Regions from separate parts of the Homo sapiens genome. Here all the other regions are linked to region 1. A link is a loop called in an ENCODE intact Hi-C map of the cell type or tissue named here. Cell type or tissue: GM12878. All regions are shown on one strand.

Region 1 (8,000 bases):
ATCTACTCAGCCTGGCAGGCCACACCTGTCTTGCACTCCAGCACAGATCCCATGGCCACTGCAACTGTGCAATAAGCCTCTGGTGGGAGGGGGTGTGTGAGTAAGCAAGTGTGGGGTTGGGCCAGCTATTTCAATCACCGGCACAGGAGTGGGCTCTGTGCAGGGCTTGCAGCTGGACCAGGCATGTCACAAGCAACTCCCGCAGTGGACTCTGGCATTCAGACAAGAGGAACATGGTGGTACCCAGGCAGGGATGCCCATATCCCTGAAGCCCCAGAGGGGGTGTTGCCACATTCTAATAGCTCTTTTAGTTCTGCCATCTGCAGCCCAGTGAACAGCGGCATGTTAACAGCTCTGTCAGTCCCATTGCCCTAATCCTGCCCATGGCTCTGGGGCTAGCTCGGTCCTGCTGCTACTTCCTGTTGCATGGGGTGGCTGCCCTCCACTGGCGAAGGGGAAAGGGCCACAGTGTTACAGCTTTTTTTGTACTCACATTCAGTGGGTCCTGAGTTATTGTCCCACGTTCAAGAAGAATGAGGTTATGTTGACAATTGAAGGGTGAGGAGGGTGGGGAAGAATTTTATTAAGTGACAAAACAACTCTCAGCAGAGAGGGGGTTACAAGGATGGTCCCCCACCCAAAGTCAGGTGGTCTCTCTCACCCAGAGGTGGGCAGTTCCCATGTGGCTGAGTCCCAGGCTTTTATGGGCTCAGAATGGAGGAGTGCAGGCTGATTAGTTTGTGAGTATGCAGAAAAGGCTAAAACAAAGACACCACTCAAAAGTGGGCATGACAATGTAAAAGGCCAATTATGGAAGTGTAGGTACATGTAAAACAGGGGAAGGGTGGTGAAGGGTGGGGACCAATCAGAGAAAAGCATGCCAAATGGGAAGAGAGGTTCTCCATCCAGCCTCAGATTTATCTGAGACTTGTAGCTTGGCTTTCAGGCTTTAAACTCTCTTTGGGTTAAAGGTGGTGTTCACCGGACTCCTGCCCCTGTCTGCCTACGATTGTCTACCTCCTGGCGCTGTCAGATGCATCAATCTCCCCAAGTACTTGCTTTAATTTATTTTTCAAAGTTCCTAGTCTTTGAACATATGTTTTTAGGAGAACTAAGGGACTAGGAATATAAATAATACCCCTTTCTTCTAGTCCCATATTTACAGTGACTTGCAAAATAAGATACAGCAAATGCTCAGGTGAAAAACCAAAATACCACTTTATTCCTGATATGCTGAAGGAAAAGCATTCCTTCAGTTCAAGGCCAAATGAAATTCAATTGATGTGTCCAACCAGTCACTGGCAGAGCTGGGTCACCCCAGGCCTCCCCCATAAGAGGAGGCACCTCCAAACCCTAGCAAGGGAAGGGAAGAACAGATGATAGTGGTTTCTAGCAGGCAGACTGTCTCCAAAACAAATGAAGAAACACAGATGGGCTGAGCCACACAAGCCCAAGCCCTCCTTCCAAACTCTGCAACTTTGTGCAGCATTCCTCCTTCCCTGAAGAGAACCAGGTTAAGGAGAGGAAAGAAACAGGTGTGTTTCTCTATAGGAAGTTCTGCTGGAAGGAAATGTGAGGCTGGAGACAGATGAAGTTCCCTCCTAACTGTGGCTACCTCTGGGGAAGGAGGGAGGGGGAGGAGGAGACAGGGAGAGCTTTGGGGCTACCTGCAGCATTTTATTTCTGTAGAGAGGAAAAAAGTGAATCTAAATAATCATGTAAAATGATAATATCACTTGAATCACTGGGGGAAATATGTAGATACCTGTTTTATTATTTTCTGCATTTTTATCTATGTGTATAAAGTTTTGGAATTAGCATATAAACATTATAAATTATTCTGAGTCATTTATCATCTCACCTTTCTATATATCTGATTCTTTCAGAAGGAATACAGAAAAGAAAAAGAAGAAAATATAAGTCTCCTATGAACCTCAAAGTTATTTTATTATTATTTAATGTACCATTTTTATACAGCTCTGAAATGTATAAAAGTCCCTGAGTGGCAAATATTTATAGTTGTTTTTCCTCATTTGACCTTCTTGCCTTCCTCCTTTTTTGTGTGTTTCACTGTAGCCCCCTCAGACAACAGTGAGTACTCTTTTCAGGACAAAATGTCAGGTGTGAGTCATAAAGTGCAAAGGAACTATACCCTCCAGAACGATGGGAAGGAAAACTTTCTGCCTAAGAGATACTTCATATTAACCAAGCAGTAGATTTCTTCTCAAACAAATGGAAAGCAATTGAAGAGAAACCTCATGAAAACATAGCACATTTTTGTTTCCCAACAGTTATAAACAACCCAGTTTTCCTTTCCCTTCTCACCCCATGTTCAGACACCATGAGTGTTTCCCAAACTTTGGAAACAAAGACCTAAGTTTCAGGTTCCTGCAATGACCTGTTGCTGACATTCTACTGCAGTCGTCAGAGTAAGTATGGTGGCAGAGTTGCAGCTGGCTTGGAAGATTTATTTTTATTTCTAAGGACAGAAGCAAAGGAAGCCCCCACGTTCACTCACTGAAAATAACAATTGGCCATCTGCATTTGTTTCTGCCGCAGCTTCAAAAGCCAAGGTAGAGAGCCTGCTGGTGCGGGCAAGTCTGGTCTTGGAGCTTAGGGCCACTTACAGATCCTGAAACTCAGGGTCAGCGTAGGCTCAGAAAGGTCACTGATATCCAACCCAGCAGACCAGACGTATGAGCACTCTGCCCAGAAGCCTATTTACTTCTTCAAACACACAAAAAAATATCTTGAGCAACTTCCTTAACTTTTTGGGGTCTTCCTCTCTCTTTTCAGAATGAAGATAGTTAAATGTAATAGTACCCCATGGTGACAGGATGAGAAAATATATATATCCAGCACTTAGAACAAAGCCTGACAATGTAATCTCATCAAGACTTAAGAGCTTCCTTTCCTTCCTCTTCCATCTTTCCCTGCCTCGCTTCCCTAGATGATAGAGCTAGATGATAGAGCTAGACTACCCTTCCATAGCCAGACACCAGAGCTAGATGATAGAGCTAGACCACCCTTCCATAGCCAGACACCCTCCTCACTTCCTCCCTCCAACACTTGCCCACAGGCACACCTAGAATCCTCAAGACCACTCAAGTGGCTTCCTGGTACCACTCTTGCTAGACCAAAGAAAATGGTAAGATGTGGAGGGAATTATGCACTCGATTCTTCATATCTTCGATAGTGTTAAATGGTCCATATGCTTTCTTATAGCTGGGGGCACATGCATTTACACAAACACATGCACACACACAAAACACCCTTACATAAGTGTGTGCTGGGGGAAAGCTATGCAACTCTGAGGCTCCAACCACTTTTTGTGTACTTTTCACAATTGCCCAGCAGATGGCAGCAAAGTGTCCTGAGGAACTACTTTTTCTGTATAATTCAGCCCTATGTGGCAGTGTAAAGCTAGAGGCTAAATTGTCCCTCTAGATATATAACAGAGCATAGACAGGAGAGGCATTCTGTTCAGTTTCATCTGTGGCCCGAAGACAAGAGATGACACAGAATTGTGCCAAGGGGCAGGACAGAAGGAGGAGTCAGCCCCCGGAGCAGGTAATTATTCAGGTAGAATTTAGATCTTTTTCGTTGTTGTTGCTCCTGAGAGCAGTATTCTGTTACCAATACTGTTTAGAATTGTTTAAAAATGGATGCTAAAAAGCATATGGCAGTTTGTTATTGTTGTAAAATTTTCTACAGACCATGCTTCTCCTCATTGTCTGCACCTGAAGAGACCACACCCACCACCCGTTCTTGTTTTGCCATAGAGATGACAATCGCTCCTAATTTACACAATAAAACCCCATTCACCCAAGTAGAAATTAAGAAAAAAGAGCCAAACATGGTTTTCTCAACCAGATTATAAAACATTAAAGATTGAGTAAAAGAGTAAGAAATTGAGTAAGACTGAAGGAAGAGGATTTCATTAGAAACAGAATGTCATTTGGAAACTGTACTGGAGAATTTCGTTAGAAGGACATTGTTGATGTTTTGTGTGGTTTCCTCCCTCCTGTCACTATAGGAGAAGGAAGGAGGAACCTCCCCCTCATCTCCAGCTCAGAGAGAGAGGCTGGAATGGGACCGCATGGGGATCATGTTGTAGATCCTCTGCAGTTTAGGGAAAATGAGAAACTTGAGTCCAACACACCAGGAGAAACCAAAGAATGCTAAGACCTGGACTGTCTACTCTATAGCCAGTGTTTTTATCTATTGCTATATAATAAATCACCCAAACGTAGAGGTTTAACACAGCACACCTGTTACCTCACAGGTCGGGACTCTGGGCATGACTTAACTGAGTTCTTTGCTTCAAGGTCTCACCAAGTTCCATTTAAGGTATTGGCAGGGATGAGGCCTCAAATGAGGTTTGACTAGAGAAGGATCCACTTCCAAGCTTACAATGTTATTGCTAGAATTCAGTTCCTTGCAGTTGTAGGATAAATGGTCTCATTTCTTGCCAGGTGTTGGCTCGAGGTCTTTGTAGGATATTGGCTAGAGACCACTCTCAATTCCTAAGGGCTGCTTATACTCTCTTACCATATCAAGACTGCAACATGACAAATTGGTTTCTCAAGGCCAACAATGGTGAGAATGAGACACCAGTAAGACAGAGTTTACAGTCTTCTGTGACATGATCATATAATCACATACCCAAAATCACATACATCCTGTCACCTTTGCAGGATTCTGGTTATTCAAAGCAAGTCACAGATCCTGCCTATATTTACAGGGAAATAACTACAAAAGGGCATGAAGACCAAGAGGCAGGAATCATCTAGCCACCCTAGAGTGGCTCTCATGGTGGCACAATTAAGCAAGAGGAGTAGATTGTGTGGGGGTGGTCTGCACTTCCACCTGTATGCTGTGTGAAAGAGATTCTACATGGATGGTCTTAGAGCTTGCTCTGAAAAGAAATCAGGAGGGAGCAAGGAGACCTTGAAGAGAATGAGGCTGGAGATTTTCTGATGGACATCCAGGGACAGGACATAGGATAATCGTCAGCTGCCAGCTAAGTCCATGAGGATACTGAGAGGAAGCCCAGCCAAGGAATCCCAGTGATGGAACCACAGATGCATTCAACATCCACCAGCCTGCATAGCACTGACATCGAGTTGGGAAACGGCCAATCGAGAGAGACTTTTTCTGTTCCTCTCTCCTCATTCCTGCCCCTGACTCTGTGAGGATCAGGAATCCCTCTTAGCAATCCTCAGGGTGAAGAGTTAGAGAAGAAATAGCACTGACCCCCACTTTACATGTCAGCTGCCCTGCCTAAAGCAGGCCAAACTGAGGAAAAGAAGAAATTTTAATATGAATGACAGTTGGATTTTGATTTTTGCATAAATCTATATTTTAATTACTAAAGTGACTGAGGAACTCTTCTATTAGCTGACAGTAGTAACATCTTAGATTTCAAACAAGCAGCAGGGGAGAGCTAGCCCTACTGAGGATCTTAGAAAGAACAGTTGTGGGGCCAGGCACGGTGGCTCATGCCTGTAATCCCAGCACTTTGGGAGGCCGTGGCGGACGAATCGCCTGAGTTCAGGAGTTCGTGATCAGCCTGGCCAACATGGTGAAACCCTGTCTTTACTAAAAATAAAAAAATTAGCTGGGCATGGTAGTAGGCGCGTGTAATCCCAGCTACTCAGAAGGCTGAGGCAGGAGAATCACCAGGCTGGTCTCAAACTCCTGACCTCAGGTGATCTACCCACCTCGGCCTCCCAAAGTGCTGGGATTATAAACATGAGCCACCTCACCCACCCTGAAACTGCTTTTTTGTGCTGAGTCAGTTCCTAGGTGGGGGCCACAAGATCAGATGAGCCAGTTTATTGATCTGGGTGGTGCCAGCTAATCCATCGGGGTCTGCAAAATATCTCAAGCACTGCTCTTAGGAGCAGTTTAGGAAGGGTCAGAATCTTGTAGCCTCCAGCTGCATGACTCCTAAACCATAATTTCTAATCTTGTGTCTAATGTTAGTCCTACAAAAGTAATCTAGTCCCCAGGCAAGAAAGAGGTCTGCTTTGGGAAAGGGCTGTTACTGTCTTTGTTTAAACTGTAAACTATAAACTAAGTTTCTCCCAAAGTTAGTTCAGCCTACTCCCAGGAATGAACAAGGACAGCTTGGAGGTTAGAAGCAAAATGGAGTCAGTTAAGTTAAATGTCTTTCACTGTCTCAGTCATAATTTTGCAAAGGCGGTTTCATATCGGATTCAGTGATGAAAAGATTTTATCTGAACACCACTTAAAGAGGAAGGCATTTTGTATCAATAAAATAATTTTTCAAAAAAAAATTTTTTTTTTTTTGAGACGGAGTCTCGCTGTGTCGCCCAAGCTGGAGTGTAGTGGCGCGGTCTCGGCTTACTGCAAGCTCCGCCTCCCGGGTTCAGGCCATTCTCCTGCCTCAGCCTCCAGAGTAGCTGGGACTAAAGGCACCCGCCACCGTGCCCGGCTAATTTTTTGTGTGTGTTTTTAGTAGAGACGGGGTTTCACCCATGTTAGCCAGGATGGAATTTTTTTAAATTTTAACCAACATTATTTTTAAAATTTTAACCAACGTTAATAATCTAAATACCCTGACTTGATCATTACACATTCTATGCATGTAACAAAATATTATATATACCCCATAAATATGTACAAAGATCATGTATCAATTAAAAAGAATCTCAAATCACATGTGTATTGGGTCAGATGTTGGTAAAATCTGAATCCCATTTTCTGACAAGATCTTACACTTGTGTTAAAGAACAAATTAAAGATCACTAGAGCTATAAATAGAATATAAATTGAAAAGCTGAGTTTATGTGTTTGTGTATGTGCCCAGTAAGGAAAGAGCCCCGTGGCTCTTTCCCTGTGGGGAAATTCATTAAGTATTCACCAGCTGGGGGAAATTCAGGGGTTTTTTCAAACTGAATAGAAAGAGGTTTCATAATAGTTATGCAAATTGAAGACTGAAGACTAGCAGTCTTCAGTCTTTAGGCTGGGAAAGTGAGTTGTTTAAAACAAGTCCTGTTGTTTATAATCACTTACCAGTTTCGGTCAACTGAATCAGCTGCAGTGAGAAAAAACATTCAGTTTTGATTTGTTTCCTAAAAATATTTTCCTTTTATACTCAAAATTAGTTGCTAACCAAAATTAAAGAAAAAACTTGAGCAATACATTTTGTTTTCTAAATGCCACTAAAATTTTATATGATATAGGAGTGTGTGTATGTGTAAAAATGAAAAATAAAATGTTTCCAAATGCGTTTTAGTAATATCAACAAAAAGATGGCAAAGTTGTTTCATTCCCATTCTCTGCTACCATCTGGTTTAAGAAAATACTTAGAAATTTGTTCAAGTCATAAAGGTATCATTTTGAGAGACAGGACTAGCTGGATTTCCTAGGCCAACTAAGAATTCCTAAGCCTAGCTGGAGAAGGTGACGGTACCCACCTTTAAACACAGGTCTTGTAACTCAGCTCATACACGACCAATCAGGTAGTAAAGAGGGCTCACTAAAATACAAATTAGGCTAACAGCAGGAAGTAAAGAAATAGTCAAATCATATATTGCCTGAGAGCACAGTGGGAGGGACAATGATCGGGATATAAACCCAGGCATTCGAGCAGGGAGCGGCAACCCCCTTTGAGTCCCCTCCCTTGTAAGGGAGCTCTGTTTTCATTCTATTAAATCTTGCAACTGATTGCTCTTCTGGTCCGTGTTTGTTCTGGCTGGAGCAGAGCTATCGCTTGCGTCCACCACTGCAGTTTGCCGCCGTCGCAGAACCACCGCTGACTTCTACCCCTCCGGATCTGGCAGGGTGTCCCCTGCGCTCCTGATCCAGCGAGGCGCCCATTGCCCCTAAAGGCTCGCTATTGTTCCTGCACGGCTAAGTGCCCGGGTTCGTCCTAATCAGGCTGAACACTAGTCACCAGGTTCCACAGTTCTCTTCCGTCATCCACGGCTTCCAATAGAGCTATAACACTCACAGCATGGCCCAAGCTTCCA
Region 2 (8,000 bases), 270 kb after region 1:
GCATTTTTCTGCTAAAACTTTAGCTAACTTTCTCAAAACACTCTTATAATAAGCAGGTGTTACTGTTCCTTGGCCCTCCAGAAAGTCAACAAGCAAAATGCCTTGAGCATACCAAAGAACTGTTACCATAATATTTGGTTTTGACTGATTCAAACTTGCTATGACTGGACCACTTCCACCTCTTGGTAGCCATTACTTTGACTGTGCATTGTCTTCAGGATCATACTGGAAAAGCCATGTTTCACCCCCTATTAAAATTATTCCAAGAAATGCTTCAGGATCTTGATTCCTCTTGTTTAAAATTTTTATTGAAAGTTCTTCTTTTGTATGCAGCTGATCTAGGCACAACAGTTTGGGGACCTATCAAGCGGAAAGTTTGCTCAACTTTAATTTTTCAGCCAGAATTGTGTAAGCAGAACCAATTGAGATATCTATGGTGCTGGCTATTGTTCCAACTGTTAATCATGGGTCCTCTTCAATTAGGGCATGAACAAGATGAACTTTTTTTTCTTGTTAATTGATGTGGATGGTCTGCATGTTTCATCTTCAACATCGTCTCATCACTTCTTAAAACAAGTTATCTATTTTTTGTTTGTTTTTCAAAATGATAGATTGGAGTCTTTGTTAGCACATTGCACCCACTTGATAAGAGCAATATAGTGTGTAGATTCATGCTATGAACTTTTATCCAAGAAGGAGCACAGGAACTCAACAGAAACACTGAAACAAACTTTGAATACCTTGAAAGGAGTGGCAGACAGCAACTTGCACTATGAGTCCGTTGGAAAACTATGAGTCTTGAGAACATGAAAGGGAGACAGACTGTCTCCATGATACAAATTCCCACTTGGGAGCTGTGCAATCCAGGCCATGAGGGAGTGACTTGACCCTACCAGGAGCTGGAGCTAATTTGGTGAGTAGTGGGGAGTATATGAAAAGGAATGGCATCAGGATGTGCTTTGCATGAACTCCCAGATGTCAGTGGGGACAGAAAGAAGGCATTCCTGATCCTAACTCACAGGGAATCTTTCAGAAACTTGCCAGCTAACTCAGGCAGTGGTCATAGGTTGAGAGAAGCTCCAAACTGAGATGTGTGATCTCATCTCAAGTAAGAATGAGATGTAATCTCAATAATCTCAAGGCCAGAACCAAGAGGCAAGAAGAAAGCATGCTCTTGCTACAGGTCCAAAATTAGGCGCCCCTGTTTTGCAGGTCATATTGGGAAGGATGTGGCTTTCAGGCCACATCCTTCTGTTTCTGTCTTGGTTGGGAAGTTTTGCATTCTGAGCATGAACTGTCTGGAACTCAGCTGGCTGTTTCAGCTTTCTGCCAGCAGAAGTTTGTGTATGTGAGACCTACTGTGCCAAAGGCATGGGAGTTGGGTGGGTCTTACTGCCACCTGCTACCCCTTTTCCCCATACAGACACTTTTGTGCAGCAAAAGTGGTTGTACCCCTCCCCGCATCATTGTCCCAGTGGCCAGGGAGCTGCCCTCTGACCCCCATCAGGGCCACCATTTGTACCCACACTTGAGGAGCTAGAGCACTGACTTGCCTGATCCAACCCTCACCTGGCTTTGCCCTTCCACTCGCTTTGGTAGCAGAACATGGACAGGAATTTTTGAGAGTTCCATGGGCTCACCCATTGCCTAGGATATCTGAGTATTTACCCTGGGTAATATAGACCAAGCATAAATTCCACAGCTGCCACTGCAGCTGGCTCTCTACTGCACGCACCACATCCTGGCCAGAGGTCAACTGGCCTAGCCCACTACAATATCTGATGGCACAATAACAGCACTCAAGAAGAAAAAGGCTTTTGCATGATCTCAGCTAACACTATTGACTGCACCACCAAAGCTACTCAGGAGGCCTTGAGCCCATTCACATGCCCAACACATTACTACTACATCTAACAATGGAGAAAGCCACAATGCCAAGGCTATTTACAACCAAGGAAATCTTACAGAGTGTAAGCCACTCCCGTGCCACCATCATTAGAGCTGGTACTTGAACCTGCCACTGGGAAACCATAGGATGGGTCAGCCTGGTCCAGCTCCACTCAACATCACCTCTGGAGCATAAGAGTGGAGTCCAGGCTACTGCACATCTCACAGACCACTCCATAGCCTGAAGCATCCGAGAGCTTCTCCAGATGGCTGACTAGAGATTATCAGTGACAAATTCTGGGAAGGAAAAACCAAAATTACACTTGGATGATCACAGCGCAAATGGAGTATTAAGGGGAGAGTGCTGGAGCTTTTTGGAGAGTTCACTGGAAAAATCTATGATACACAAAAAAAGAAAGAAACAAGAAGCTGGTAGAGCTTAAACCCCAAGAGACAGAGCATTCTGTGGAAAGTGAATGGAATGCTTTCAGCCTCTGTAGGCCTTGTGGCAGCCTGCTGGTATCCAAACTCAAGGAGAGCTTATTTGGACTTGTAAGCCCAAGTATTGGATTGGCCTGTGATTTGGGGGCTTCTTAAGGGCATTACACTGGGCTACCAGCTTGTGCATGTTCCTTCCTTTCCCCCTAGACCTGAGCTATAGAAGCAAGTGCCATACTGGATGTGCAATCATTATGGGACATTGTTCTGCTATGGGACTTTCAACCCTTGTGTCTTCACATCCCCAGATCACTTGCTGACATTTCCCAGCATCAGCCTGGATTGCGGCAGACCCGCGAGGTGATGGCTAGAGCCAGAGGAGCATCAGGATTCACAGTAGTCTTGCTCTCCAAGACTGCCACTCCTGGGGGAAGGAGGAGTGTACCACATCAAGGGAGCACTCTGGGGAACAAAAGAAACTAGAATGTGGGCTTTTCTGTGTCCCAGATCTTCCCACTGTGGGCAGGAAGCACCTGCACCTCCTTCAACAAAGGCACGGGTGCAGTCTTGGGCTTAGTAGGGGAAGACTGGTTCTGCCCTAGCAGTTGAATAGCCCTGGTGCTTATAAAGGGACTTTTCATACCTCTCACCATTTTGCATAAAGGGACTTTTTATCTCTCTCACCCACCACTGAAGACACCACCAGAGCTTCTCCCATGGGAGCTTGGCAAGGGTGCACCTGTAGAAGGCTTTTATGGAACATTCTGAGGTGACAGCATCACCATAGGAGGTGTGCCCTCTGGGTTCAGGATTGCATGAGGAGTGGAGTCCCACTCCCTCTATACAAGAAACATCAGCATTTCTGCAGATGGACGAGGTCCCTGTCTGATCTGAATATCCAGAGTACTAGGACAAGGGTGTGACAGGGAGTTTGATCACTTTCCTCCTGGCCTGGTACTGGAAATAAAGTGGCTGTTTCCGTCCCCCCACTGCAAAGGCGTCAGTGAATTTCACCAGGAGCTCCCCCAGCTGCCTCATCAGGGATAGGGCTTTTGCTCACCAATGGGGTATTGAATATACCCACCTGCTTCAGCCACAGCCAATTCTTACCCACAGGTGCCTCCTGCTGGCCTGAAGGCTAAACTGCTCAACCCAGTTTAAAAAAAAAAAAATGGAATGCACACCACTGGGGAACAAGATAAGTTTCCTGAGAACTCTGCCATTCTGACCCCAAAGGAGACAATAAGCCTGCTCATACACCCAGTACATCACTACTATGAGCAACATCTGAGAAAGCTATAATATAAAGATTCTCTATAACCAAGGAACTCATACAGTGTCTTTGCCACTGAAAGCACCACCCAGAGCTGAAGTTAGGTCATCATAAACTGTACATTATTGTCACATCCTCAAGGTATAAAAAGAAAACTTAGTCCAATCAAAAAATAAATTCAAAAATAATGAAAAGAAATAGTCTATCCAGATGAGAAGAAGCCAGAAAAATAATTCTGGCAATATAGAAAAGCAGAACCTTGCAACACCCTGAAAGGATCATATTAACTCTTCAGCAGTGGATCCAAACCAAAATGAAATATTTGAAATACCAGATAAAGAATTCAAAATATTGATTGTAAAGTTGCTCAATGAGATCCAAGAAAAATTTTAAATCTAACAAAAAGAAATCAAAAATAAATTCAGGATAAGAATGAAAAATTTTCCAAAGAGATAAATACTTTTTTAAATAAAACAGAACATCTACAAATGAAAGACTAATTTAGGGAATTACAAAATGCAGTGGAAAGTATTAACAATAAACTGTACCAAGCAGAAAAAAATCATTTCAGAGCTTGAAGACATGGCTTTTGAATTAATTCAATCATACAAAAATAAATAAACAAAGTTTCCAAAAAATATGGGATTATGCAAAAGGTCCAAACCTAAGAATCATAGATATTCCTGGCCAGGCTCAGTGGCTCACATCTGTAATCCCAGCACTTTGGGAGGCCAAGGCATGCAGATTGCTTGAGCTCAGGACTTTGAGGCCAGCTTGGGCAACATGGCAAAACCCAGTCTCTACAAAATATACAAAAATTAGCAAGGCATGGTGGCATGTGCCTATAAACCCAGCTACTTGGGAGGCTGAGGCACAAGAATCACTTAAACCCAGGAAGTGGAGGTTGCAGTGAGCCAAGATCATGCCACTGCACTCCAGCCTGGGTGACAGGGTGAGACTCTGTCTCAAAAGAAAGAAAAAAGAAAAAAAAGAATCATAGATATTACTCATAGATATTCCTGAGAAAGAAGAAGAAAAAGCAAAAAGTTTGGAAACCTATTTTTGAGAGAATAATTAAGGAAAACTTCCCTAGTCTTGCCAGAGACTTAGACATCCAGATTCAAAATCTCAAGAACTTCTGGAAGATGCATTGCAGAAAGGACATTAGGAAGGCATATAGTCATCAAGCTACCTAAAGGCAACATGAAGAAAGAATTCTAAGAATAGTGAGACAAAAGCATCAAATAACTTAAAAAGAAAAATCTATCAGACTAACAGCAGATTTTTCAGTAGAAACCTGACAATCCAGAAGGAATTGGGGTCCTAGCTTTAGTCTTCTTAAACAAAATAACTGTCAGCCAAGAACTTTGTATCTTGCAAAACTGATTCATAAATGAAGTCCTTCCCAGATAAGCAAACACTAAGGGAATTTGCCACCATTAGATCAGTCTTGCAAAAAATACTCAAAAGAGTTCTAAACATCAAAACGAAATATCCATATGCACCAGTATAAAAACACTTAAAAGTATAAAACTCACAGGGATTAAAAAACAGTAGCACAATGGAAAATAAAAGCAACTAGGTAACAATCAACATGATGACTGGAACAGTACCTTACATATCAATATCAACTTTGAATGTAAATGATATAAATGCCCCACTTGAAAGATATCAATGGTGGAATGGATTTTGAAAACACAATCCAAATATCTACTGCCTTCAAGAGACTAGTAAAGAGTCTTATAGACCCAACGATATAAAAATACCAAATATATATGCACGTAATATCAGAGTTACCAGATTCATAAAACTACTAGATCTAAGAAAAGAGAAGACACCAATATAATAATAGTGGGGGACTTCAACAGTCCACTGGCAGCACTAAGCAGATCATCAAGGCAGAAAGTCAACAAAGAAACACTGGACCTAACAGACATTTACAGAACATTCTAGCAAAAAAAATTGCATAATATACATTCTTCTCATCAGCACATGGAATATTTTCCAAGATACATCACATGATAGGCCACAAAAAAGCTTCAATAATTTTTAAAAGGTTGAAATTATATTACATATCTTCTCAGACCACAGCAAAATAAAACTAGAAATCAATTCCAAGATGACTCTCAAAATCATACAAATACATGGAAATTAAACAACCTGCACCTGAATGAGCTTTGGATCAATGATGAAATAAAAATGGAAATTTAAAAATTTTTTGAAATTATTGATAACAATGGCACAAGTTATCAAAATCTCTAGGATATCACAAAAGTAGTGCTAACAGGGAAGTTTGGGCCAGGCACAGTGGCTCACACCTGTAATCCCAGCATTTCGGGAGGCCAAGGCAGGTGAATCATTTGAGGTCAGGAGTTCAAGACTAGCCTGGCCAACATGGTGAAACCCCATCTCTACTAAGAATACAAAAGTTAGCTGGGCGTGGTGGTGGGCATCTGTAGTCCCAGCTACTCAGGAAGCTGAGGCAGAAGAACCGCTTGAATCGGGGAGGTGGTGGTTGCAGTGAGCCGAGATTGTGCCACTGCACTCCAGCCTGGGTAACAGAGCTAGACTCCATCTCAAAAAAAAAAAAAAAAAAAAAAAGATGGAAGTTTGTAGTCCTAAATGTCTACATCAAAAAGACAGAAAGATCACAAATTGAGAGCCTAGAAACATGCCTGAAGGAACTAGAAAAATAAGAGCAAACCAAAACCAAAGCTAGAATAAAAGAAATCACTAAGATCAGAGTAGAATAATGAAATTGAAACTAAAAAAAAAAAAAAATACAAAGGATCAATGAAATGAAAAGCTGATTCTTTGAAAAGATAAACAAAATTGACAGACAAATATCTAGATTAACCAAGAAAAGAAGGCCGGGCGCTGTGGCTCACGCCTGTAATCCCAGCACTTTGGGAGGCCAAGACGGGCGGATCACGAGGTCAGGAGATCGAGACCATCCTGGCTAACATGGTGAAACCCCGTCTCTACTAAAAATACAAAAAAAAAAAAAAAAAAAAAACAATTAGCCGGGCGTGGTGGCGGGCGCCTGTAGTCCCAGCTACTCGAGAGGCTGAGGCAGGAGAATGGCGTGAACCCGGGAGGCGGAGCTTGCAGTGAGCCGAGATCGCGCCACTGCACTACAGCCTGGGGGACAGAGCAAGACTCCGCCTCAAAAAAAAAAAAAAAAAAAAGAATAGAGAGGATTCAAATAAGCTCAATCAGAAATGAAAATAGAGACATTACAAGTGATTAGACGGAAATACAGAAGATCATCCAAGACTTCTACGAACATTTCTATGCACACAAACTAGAAAATCTAGAGGAAATTGACAATTTCTGGGAAACATGCAATCCCCAAGCTTGAATCAAGAAGAAATAGAAATCCTGAACAAACCAATAATAAGTACTGAGATTGAATCGGTAATTTTAAAAAATCTCCCAACAAGAACAAAAAAAGAGCCCAGGGCAAGACAGATTCACAGCCAAATTCTACCAGACCTTCAAATAACTGACATACTTAAAATATCCCAAAAAACTAAGAAAAAGGGAATTCTCTCTTACTCATTCTACAAAGCCGGTAGCACCCTGATACCAAAGCCAGGAAAGGACACAACAAAAAAAGGAAAACTACAGACCTAAATCCCTGATAAAATTAAATGTGAAAATCCTCAACAAAATACTAGCAAACTGAATCCAACAGCACACCAAAAAATTAATTCACCAAGATCAGGTGGATTTCATCCCAGGGACACAATGATAGTTTAACATATGCAAGTCAATAAATGTAATTCACCACATAAAAAGAACTTAAAACAAAAACTATATGATAGACTCAAAGGGCACAGAAAAAGCATTTGATAAAATTCAGCATCTCTTCATGATAAAAAACCCTCAACAAACTAGGCATAGAAGAAACATACCTCAAAATAATAAAAGAGGTTGGGCGCAGTGGCTTAAGCCTGTAATCCCAGCACTTTGGGAGGCTGAGGCAGGCAGATCACTTGAGGTCAAGAGTTAGAGACCAGCGTGGCCAACATGGTGAAACCCCCTCCACCAAACCTGGCTAATTTTTATCTTTACTAAAAATAAAAAATTAGCCAGGTTTCTGTACTCCCAGCTACTCGGGAGTTGAGCTCCCAGCTACTCGGGAGGCTGAGGCAGGAGAATCACTTGAACCCAGGAGGCAGAGGCTGCAGTGAGCTGAGAGCACGCCACTGCACTCCAGCCTGGGCGAAGGGAGAGAAACCTTGTCTCAAAAAAAAAAATTAAATAATAATAAAAGCTATATGTGACAAACCCACAGCCAACATCATACTGAATGGGAAAAAATTAAAAGCATTCCCCTTCATAACTGGAGCAAGACAAGAATGCCCACTTTCACTACTCCTATTCAACATAGTACTCA
Region 3 (8,000 bases), 99 kb before region 1:
ATCCAGTTTCCCTGTTCTCTATCCTATAATTCCACATACCCCCTTGCCTTTGCTGCACCCCAACTTGTCTGAACCTAGGCATGCCTGAACTTGCTACAACCCCAGTCCACATTCCTTTCCTTATTAGGGAATAGGTTACCTTCCTAATGTCCCCGTAAATGACCCCTCGTCTCTCTCTTCTCACCTTCCTTACATGTCTACCTTATCTAAGAAAGTTTAAATGTTTAGCCAGTCACGACTAGTTAGACTGTGCTGTCCAACCCTAGCCAATAGAGGAAACACACAGAAGCAGAAGCTGCATTAGAGATAATAAAACCCCTGCTTTCCTTTGTTCTGTGTGCTCTCGCCATTGCTCCATATGCGAGACACACCCTTCTGCAGAAGTAAATTTGCCTTGCTGAGAGACCCTTTGTCCTTTGTTTCAGCGCTAGTTCTTTTTTGTGACACTGAGCATGTGTTTCCAACAATGGGGACAGGAATGGAAAAATGAGTTGGAGAGAGGCAATAAAAATCTTTCTTCTCTTGACTAATATATGAAAAACACTGGCACCACCAAGTAAAAAAGATAAGATCCCCTCCCACCAGGAATTTAGGCTCCTTATGGGTACTCAGACAAACAGTTTTTCTAAGCTGTAGGAAACCGATACTAAATTGACAAATCTTGATGAATACCTCATAGGCTGTGGCATTCAATGCTACTATTTTGGACCTTACGGTGCAAAAGAAATACATTAATACACTGCCTAACATTCATATCAAGTAATTACACTGTCTACTATTGCTACATTGTCTTATTTTGCTCTTGTTCCAAATTCACATAATTTTCCCTGTTGTTATTACTCTCTTTTCATGAATGAAGAGGTTTTTGAAAACAGGTTTGCTACAGCAACAATTCTCTGCTTCACACAGGAGGGACTCCTAAGTGCCAGCCTCTGTATATGTGAACAGGGCTGCCATTTTGTTCTCACCAGTCTAAAGTTATCCTAGGTTCCTATTCCAAATGAGCTACCACTCACAGTTATTTTATTCAGCCAATATTTATTAAGTATCTGGCCCATGCAGACCTATGCAAGAGATCAGTAATACCTGTAGAAGATAATGTCCCTGCCCTTGAACACAGTACATAGGGAGCATCACGAGAGCACAAAAAGTTCAGATGTGTTGGCTAAAATTTCCCTTGGGAAGAGGAGGATTCATTGAAAATTAACATTCAAATAATGCTTTCAAAGAAGAGCAGGTGCTTGCAGCCATATGCATTCTAGGTAGGGGAATCAGTGCGCACAGAGGCTAGAGCCCTGAAACAGTTTGGCTTACTGGGGGGAACTGCAAACACTTTGTTATGATTCTGTCACAGTGGGAGAAGTGACAGTTTCATTTGGGTGAGAGGTAAGATCCTGGACGTGCAAAATGTGGAATTCACAGGACTTCAAATGCTTACTGGAGACATTGGGCTTTGTCATGCAGTCAATGTGCAGACACAGAAAGATTCAAGCAGCACAGTGACAAAATCCCATTTCTATTCCAAAAGTTCCTATTACAGTAGTGAATGTAAGGGTACGGAAAGGCAAATGAAGGTCAGAAAATCCAAAACAATAAGACATGGGATAGAATATTAATATTAGGCAATAAAAGTTCTAAGGAAAATTCTCAGGTATGACAAAGGAGGGCATTTATAATGATATGTTGTTTAGAATCTTATGATCAAATAACATATAATATTCTACTAATAAAAAAATGCCTAGGAGTGTGAGAAACTAACAAAAACACAGTACTCATGAGAATTTTTAACATATGTAAGTTTTGAGGAATGTAAGCCAAAAAAGATGATTTGAATTACAAAATACTTGAATGAATCAACACTAAAGAAAGCATGCTTTTTAAGAACCCTTGGTACATTGGCAACAATTGACCAAATATTCATCCCAAAACCTCACTAACTTAAAACAAAAAATCCAGCCCACATTAACTAATCAATAAAGCTAGAGGTAAGTAATACAAATATTTGTTACCAAAATAAGATTAATTTCAAGCCCAATGAATATTTATAGACTTTTAATTGTTAATAACCAGATTAAATGCCTAAAGTGAATATATTTTGGTCATACTAAAACAAAAATATAAAGTGTTCAGTAATTCACTTAAGTGGAAACATGAAGAATTTTTATGAGGAAAGACATACGCCTTTTATTTAGAAACATAGACAGAGACTTGACTGTATTGACTTATTTCTGGTTGTCAGTTATTCCACATTTTTTTCGGACGTAATATAATATACTTTCAAATAAATCTCTTGTGGAAATTGACTTAATGTTCTTTATGTCCATGTGGAATGAGTATGACTAGCCAAAAGTATTTTAATAAAGACTAATGTTGAAGTAAAGACAGTACTATCAGAAATTAAAATGGAGTATACAATAACTAATACAAGTGATGCGTTGTGTTAAAAAAGACTGAATGGCAAGAAAATGAGAATAGAATGCCCACATAGTAATCATAGAAAAAATATAAATGGATGAAGTGCAGGACCAGACAATTTAACTAAAGAAATAGAAATGGCCATGCACTTATGCATGAAAAAATGGATTTGAAAGCAAATAATTTGTATAATGAAATAAACGAAAAGTGATGTGTTTTGAAATGCAAAAAGAAAAAAAAAGTGGTTGGTGGAGAAAAGCTCTGAGAGCACCACAAGAGGAACAGTTAAGATATGAAAGTCCCTGGAAAAGAGGAAGCTGGGACAGGACATGCAACATTGCACTTTTCACAGGATCAGCACCAAGAGCTTGGAGTTCAAGTTCCCAGGTACTTTAGTTCAGTAAGACTATGTGATAGCTGTTATGCGGTCATCTGGGGGCTGGTGGTGAAACTCAAGCCCTGCCGTCTTCTTATTGTGTTTAGTCGGAATGTACAACAATTATGCCCATGAGGCAATTTCATGGCATGGCATTGGTATATTTGCTTCAGGGCTAGAGTGACAGTCAAGTGAGGAAGACTGAAGCCGAAGACTGAACATCAGAGTTATACATCTTGACATCCTTTGTCCTTACTTGTATTTTAAAAACCCAGGCCCAGATAACTCCAACACTCGGTTTCTCCTATATCTGACATTTGGAACCTTGTATTATTAGTTCAGAAGAAGTACTGAAGAGGCCTCAGTGCACAGGCTCGGGACTGATCCTGTAACAAAGGTGATCAGATGACACCCAGGCCCAGCTGGTCTCAGCCAAATGGCTCAGGGTTGACCCTAAATATGGAAAACCAGAGAATCAGGACTATGGCTGCCTACCATGCCCTGAATAACCAGTTATATGGATTGTCATCTGGTAGAAATCCTATGCAGGGGGTGTTAATGTCATCCTTTGTGGAGTCTCTTGGTTGGATCTTCAACCACTTAATATTTTCATCAAGAATTTAGTTGCTGATCCTATTTGCAAATGATCCAAAAACAAGAAGTATAATTTATAAAACGAGAGTGTCCAGATTGAAGATACAACCCAAAAGTCTGGAACATGAGCGTTGGAATACAGATCAAATTTAATCAGGTAAAATTAAAGTCCCAAGCTTATGTTTAAAAACAAATCACCTGCACAAACCTGAGATGGGACTAGAACTTGCTTAACAGAAGTTAATGTGAGAAAGGCCTGGGCCCTTCTACTAGTTAGCTGAAAGGATGGAGACAGAAGCAAAAGACTCTCCAAGAAGTCTGCCTTTGCCTCTAGAGCAATGGATCTCAATCTTGTCTGAGCATTGGGATAACTTGGGAAACTTTAACACGTACTAACACATGAGCCCCATTACCAGGTATTCTGATTTAATTAATATGGATTATGGTTGGAGAGTCAAAATTTTTTGTAGCTCTTTAGCGGATTCTACCGTATAGTCAATGTTGCCAATTACTGCTATAAGCCTGTAGATATCAAACTTGAGTGTGTATCAAAATCTGGAGGGCTTCTTAAAACACAGAATGCACACCGAGACTGTCTGATTCAATAGGTCTGGGGTAGGGTATTTGCATGTCAACCACAATGTCAGGTGATACTGATGCTACTACTCTGGGAACCACATTTTAAGAGCTACTGCTCTAGACGAACCTGGAGTTCTCCAGATGCAACTAAAGGCTTTTTAAATTCTACCGCTGGTATTGAGCCAGAATGCATAGAACCTGGCCCTGTGCCTATCTTCTCTTCTGAGTAGGATTTATTCCATAAGCTTTGGCCTTCTCTTTACATCTTCATATCTGTGTCTGGAGGGTAGGGCCAAGTTGGACTTCGGGATACTAAACTGAGGCCTTTTATTGTAAGGACAGAGAGTAGGATGTGATGTCTTGATGCTGCTTCAGGTTACTAGAGGAGACAATGATCTCAGTTCAGAACCAAGCTTAAAGTTATATATCTCTCGGGGACTATTTGTCCCAGGAATGCAAGCTAGGATTTACTTTTCAATCTTTCCCCAGTTTCTTTCCCAAAAGTAACATATCTTTGGGAAGAAATTAGGGTAAATGAGCAATGGTAAGCTCAAATCCTGGCATCAGGAAAATTCTCCTAGCACTCATGGTATGGCCTGTTCACCACTGACCACAAAGACATGTAGAAGGTGGTGCACAATTTTCAGGAGTCCAGAAATACAAACAGTTCTCTTAATACTTGCTCTGTAGTCTCAATTGTTGTCATCTCTTTCCACACACACATGCATGCACACACACGCACACACATGCACACAGGCAGTTCTTACAATATTGAGATGCTTTGCTTAGACTGGGCTGTATATAAGAGACCTGATTTACATCTTATAAAAATAGAACATCAGAGTTAGAAGAGACGTGGAAATCTTTCTACACTGAAATATGAGAAGTCTGTGGCCCAGGGAAAGAAAGTGATTCACGTGAGTCATGAAGGTAATGAATGTATAACCCAGTTTTTCTGTTTTTCCTATTATCCCCTTCATTTTGACATTGAGGTGTCATATTTAATTGAGCCACAAGAGGGAGGCAGTGGACAAGAAATTGTCCTACCTAATTTGAATTCCTACCTAATCTGGTGTCTTCTGGGAAGACCTTATGAAAAGTCAACTCCCAGCTCTGGTCTTGTATACTAGCGCTGGGTTGGGTCCCATTTCTATCCCATATTCTCTGGGAATCTAGTAGATACAGCAAGTCATCCCTCTGACCCTTAGCTTTTTCATCTGCTAAATTTTGTAGGTATTATTTAGATATTATTACTTATATTGAAAGGTGTTAGTGAGGATACCTGAGAATGAATTTTCAAAACATCACAAGTTGATTTTCAAGATAGTATTAAAGTGCTTTAATTTCAAAGGGTGCTTTTTGTACCATCCTAACTTTATACCACTTTTTTGTCCACTCCCACCCCATTCTCTGCACTCTGGTGAACTGAAAAACATATTTTAGATTTTATCTAATTGTTATTTACTCTACTCTCCTCTCCCTTCTCCTGTCTTTCCCCACATTCTGTAAAATGTGAGCACATGCATGATGGAGGAGGGTGTGGATACAGCTAGAGGGAGAGGTTGAGACTGCACATCTCACCTGGTCTCATATTCTGAAAAATCTGGGTTATAAATGGCACACCAGAGACATTACCATGCCCTCCTCTCTGCTTTTTGGAACATGGATCTTATTGCAGAAGGTGAGGGTTTGGGAAGGCTTCGGGATGAGTGGCCAGGTGGCAACATCTGTGCCTGGCTTCTTCCCTTCTTGGTGGAACAGCCACTGGCCTCTCATAAGGGAAATAACCTGAACCAGCCCGACCCTGAGAGCCTCCCTCATGGTGTTGGACTTATAGATCACACATTAAGGAAATATGTCCATGAGAGATTTTAGGATGACTCATATGGTTTCATGGATCTAGAAGTGACTTTGAAAGTGAATGAACCAACCTAGTAGTTTCTAGTGAAGCTGACTGATGGAAATGAACCAAGCATTTATTTTCCAATGCCATAGAGTGGATCGGTGAAAGCTGGGTGGAGAGAGGATTAAAAGAAGTGAAATAAAGTTAGGACTTCTGAACGTTTCTCTAATACCCATTCCCATCATGGTTGGGCCAGTACCATTTTTGGAGTTTTTGTTTTGTTTCTCTTTCCCTTTATTTTACACAGTATAGAAATTCACTGACTACTCCTCAGATTTTTCCAGTCCTGCCTCCCCAGAGGGACTCACATCCCTTTTCATGGCAGTAACCACCTGGTGTTGCTCGAGCACCTCCTAGGATTCCCACTCGTTACTCAAAATGGATAATAAAGAAATTTTCTCAAACGCAATTTAGGTGAATAAAATTTAATCTAATAATATGTGTGAACTATTCTTCTGAAATAATAATGCTGAGATAATGAGTGGAACCACGCATTTATTTTCTTGAACCTGATAATACAAATCCCTAGCAGTTATCTGGACCAACAAGTGGTAAGAGCAGAGGTCTTGAGGTGAGCACGTTCCATGCTTCTGAGGAAACAGTACGTCTGGAGACACATTGAGACTGGAATAGGGAGAGGAGAAGGCAATGTTGTCTGAGATTTCTGGGGGGCTGGATTATAAAGCGACTTATTAAGGAGATACGGCTTATTTTGAGTGAGGTAGGAGGCATTGGAAGATTTTCAGCAAAGGGAAGACAGGATCTAACTTGCATCTTAACAGGACCACTCTGGCTGCCTGTCTTGGTAAGAACCGACTGAAGGGAGGCGAGGGAAGATGTGGGGAGAGTAGCGAGGAGGCTCCGGCAGTAGTCCCAGAGAGAGGATGGTGGGTTGTGTTGTTGGAACACAGCATCACTGCTCATTCAAATCCTAGGAGGTGGGTGCCTACGCCTCTCTTTCTTTCACTCCCCACATTCAGTCATTTTGAAGGCTCAGGTATCAGTAAAAGTGTCCCCAAGAAACATAATTCATCCCATGTGACTTATTTAAGGGATTTTTATGAAGACCTCGCAGAATTTGGGCAGAGTTAAGGGAACGAAGAAGGAAAGGGAGGTCACTACAGACAAGAAAAGCAGGAAGGTATGAGAAGAGAACACACTATTATGGGGACCAATAAAGAGCAGAAGTCTTGTAAGAAGAGCTGCTTTGTAGTATAACTGTGGAAGAAGTAGCTACTTCCAAAGGCTGTGTCAATGCAGAGAGAATAGGAAAGCAATGCTTTGTCCTTTCTCTCTTTCCAGCCTCTAATTCTCCAAACAAACCTGAATGGTTTGCTTTACTGTCACACATTTATAGGGGATTTGTGGAGATTTTCCCAGAGTGACACAATTGGCAAATGGCTGAATTGTCCGGAGCTCAGACCTGCTGCTTTTTAGCCCTGTGGTCTTTCTATTACACTACCTGGTCCCCCTCCAGAGAGAAACAACTAAATGAGACTTGGCTTTGGCTCACAGAGACAATGAATAGGGAAAGTTGGAAGTCTAAGTGGGTGAGAAGATATATTGTCGGCTCATTCCCTTTTTTGCCCTCCCAAGAGAAAAAAGAGCTGGCATTTTTTTTTTTTGGAATGAAATATATTTTCTTTTTCTGATAGTGTTCCACTGCTCTTCCTGATGTTTTCTGTAGCTTTCTTTTTTTAAAACTTTTATTTTATGTTCAGGGTACATGTATAGTTTTTAAATAAATAATCTGTACACCAAACCCTTGTGACATGCAGTTTGAAAGACAAGTGTAGGTACCAACCTCCCAGGATTTTAGTGAGAAGCAACGCTGCATCCCAACAACCCAACCCACCATCCTCTCTCTTGGACTACTGTCGGAGCCTCCTCACTATCCTCCCTACGTCTTCCCTCATCTCCCTTCAGTCTGTTCTTATCATGGCAAGCAGCCAGAGTGATACTGTTAAGACACTAGTCAGATCCTGTGTTCCTTTTGCTGAAAATCTTCCAGTGCCTCTATTTCACTCAGAATAAACCTAAGTCCTTAATAAGACCTCAAGTTCTTTTATAATTGAGGCCCCGCAGACACCTCAGACAACATTGCCTTCTCTTCTCCCTATCCCAATCTCAATG

What was found. Hi-C counts contacts between places; a loop is a spot of excess contacts. Peaks named below come from ENCODE experiments on the same cell type or tissue, not always from the same donor. Only the 100,000 strongest peaks of a DNase experiment are listed, where the experiment ranks them.
Region 2: it touches region 1 in a loop (3-fold over the local background); 6 of 110 quality-filtered maps call a loop at or near these places.
Region 3: a loop joins it to region 1, with 6 times the contacts of the local background. A loop is called at or near these places in 5 of 110 quality-filtered maps.

The regions. Positions count from the first base shown.
Region 1 is chr11:60,360,297-60,368,296 of GRCh38, forward strand. No RefSeq gene overlaps it. Among named protein-coding and RNA genes, the nearest start is that of MS4A7, 14 kb to the right of the region's middle. RefSeq lists enhancers at 3,420-3,499, 3,590-3,689, 7,311-7,817. In GM12878, a CTCF peak has its summit at 3,365 (motif pointing right); DNase peaks (open chromatin) are centred at 3,395 and 6,935; H3K4me3 peaks cover 656 bases; H3K27ac peaks cover 2,168 bases.
Region 2 is chr11:60,630,912-60,638,911 of GRCh38, forward strand. All of the region lies in intron 3 of LINC00301 (long intergenic non-protein coding RNA 301), which reads left to right. All of the region lies in intron 4 of LOC105369321 (a long non-coding RNA gene), which reads right to left. Among named protein-coding and RNA genes, the nearest start is that of LINC00301, 19 kb to the left of the region's middle. RefSeq lists an enhancer at 3,061-3,160. In GM12878, CTCF peaks have their summits at 2,880 and 3,457 (motif pointing left); DNase peaks (open chromatin) are centred at 1,150 and 3,010; H3K27ac peaks cover 1,040 bases.
Region 3 is chr11:60,260,826-60,268,825 of GRCh38, forward strand. No RefSeq gene overlaps it. Among named protein-coding and RNA genes, the nearest start is that of MS4A4A, 16 kb to the right of the region's middle. In GM12878, a CTCF peak has its summit at 4,978 (motif pointing right); a DNase peak (open chromatin) is centred at 5,006.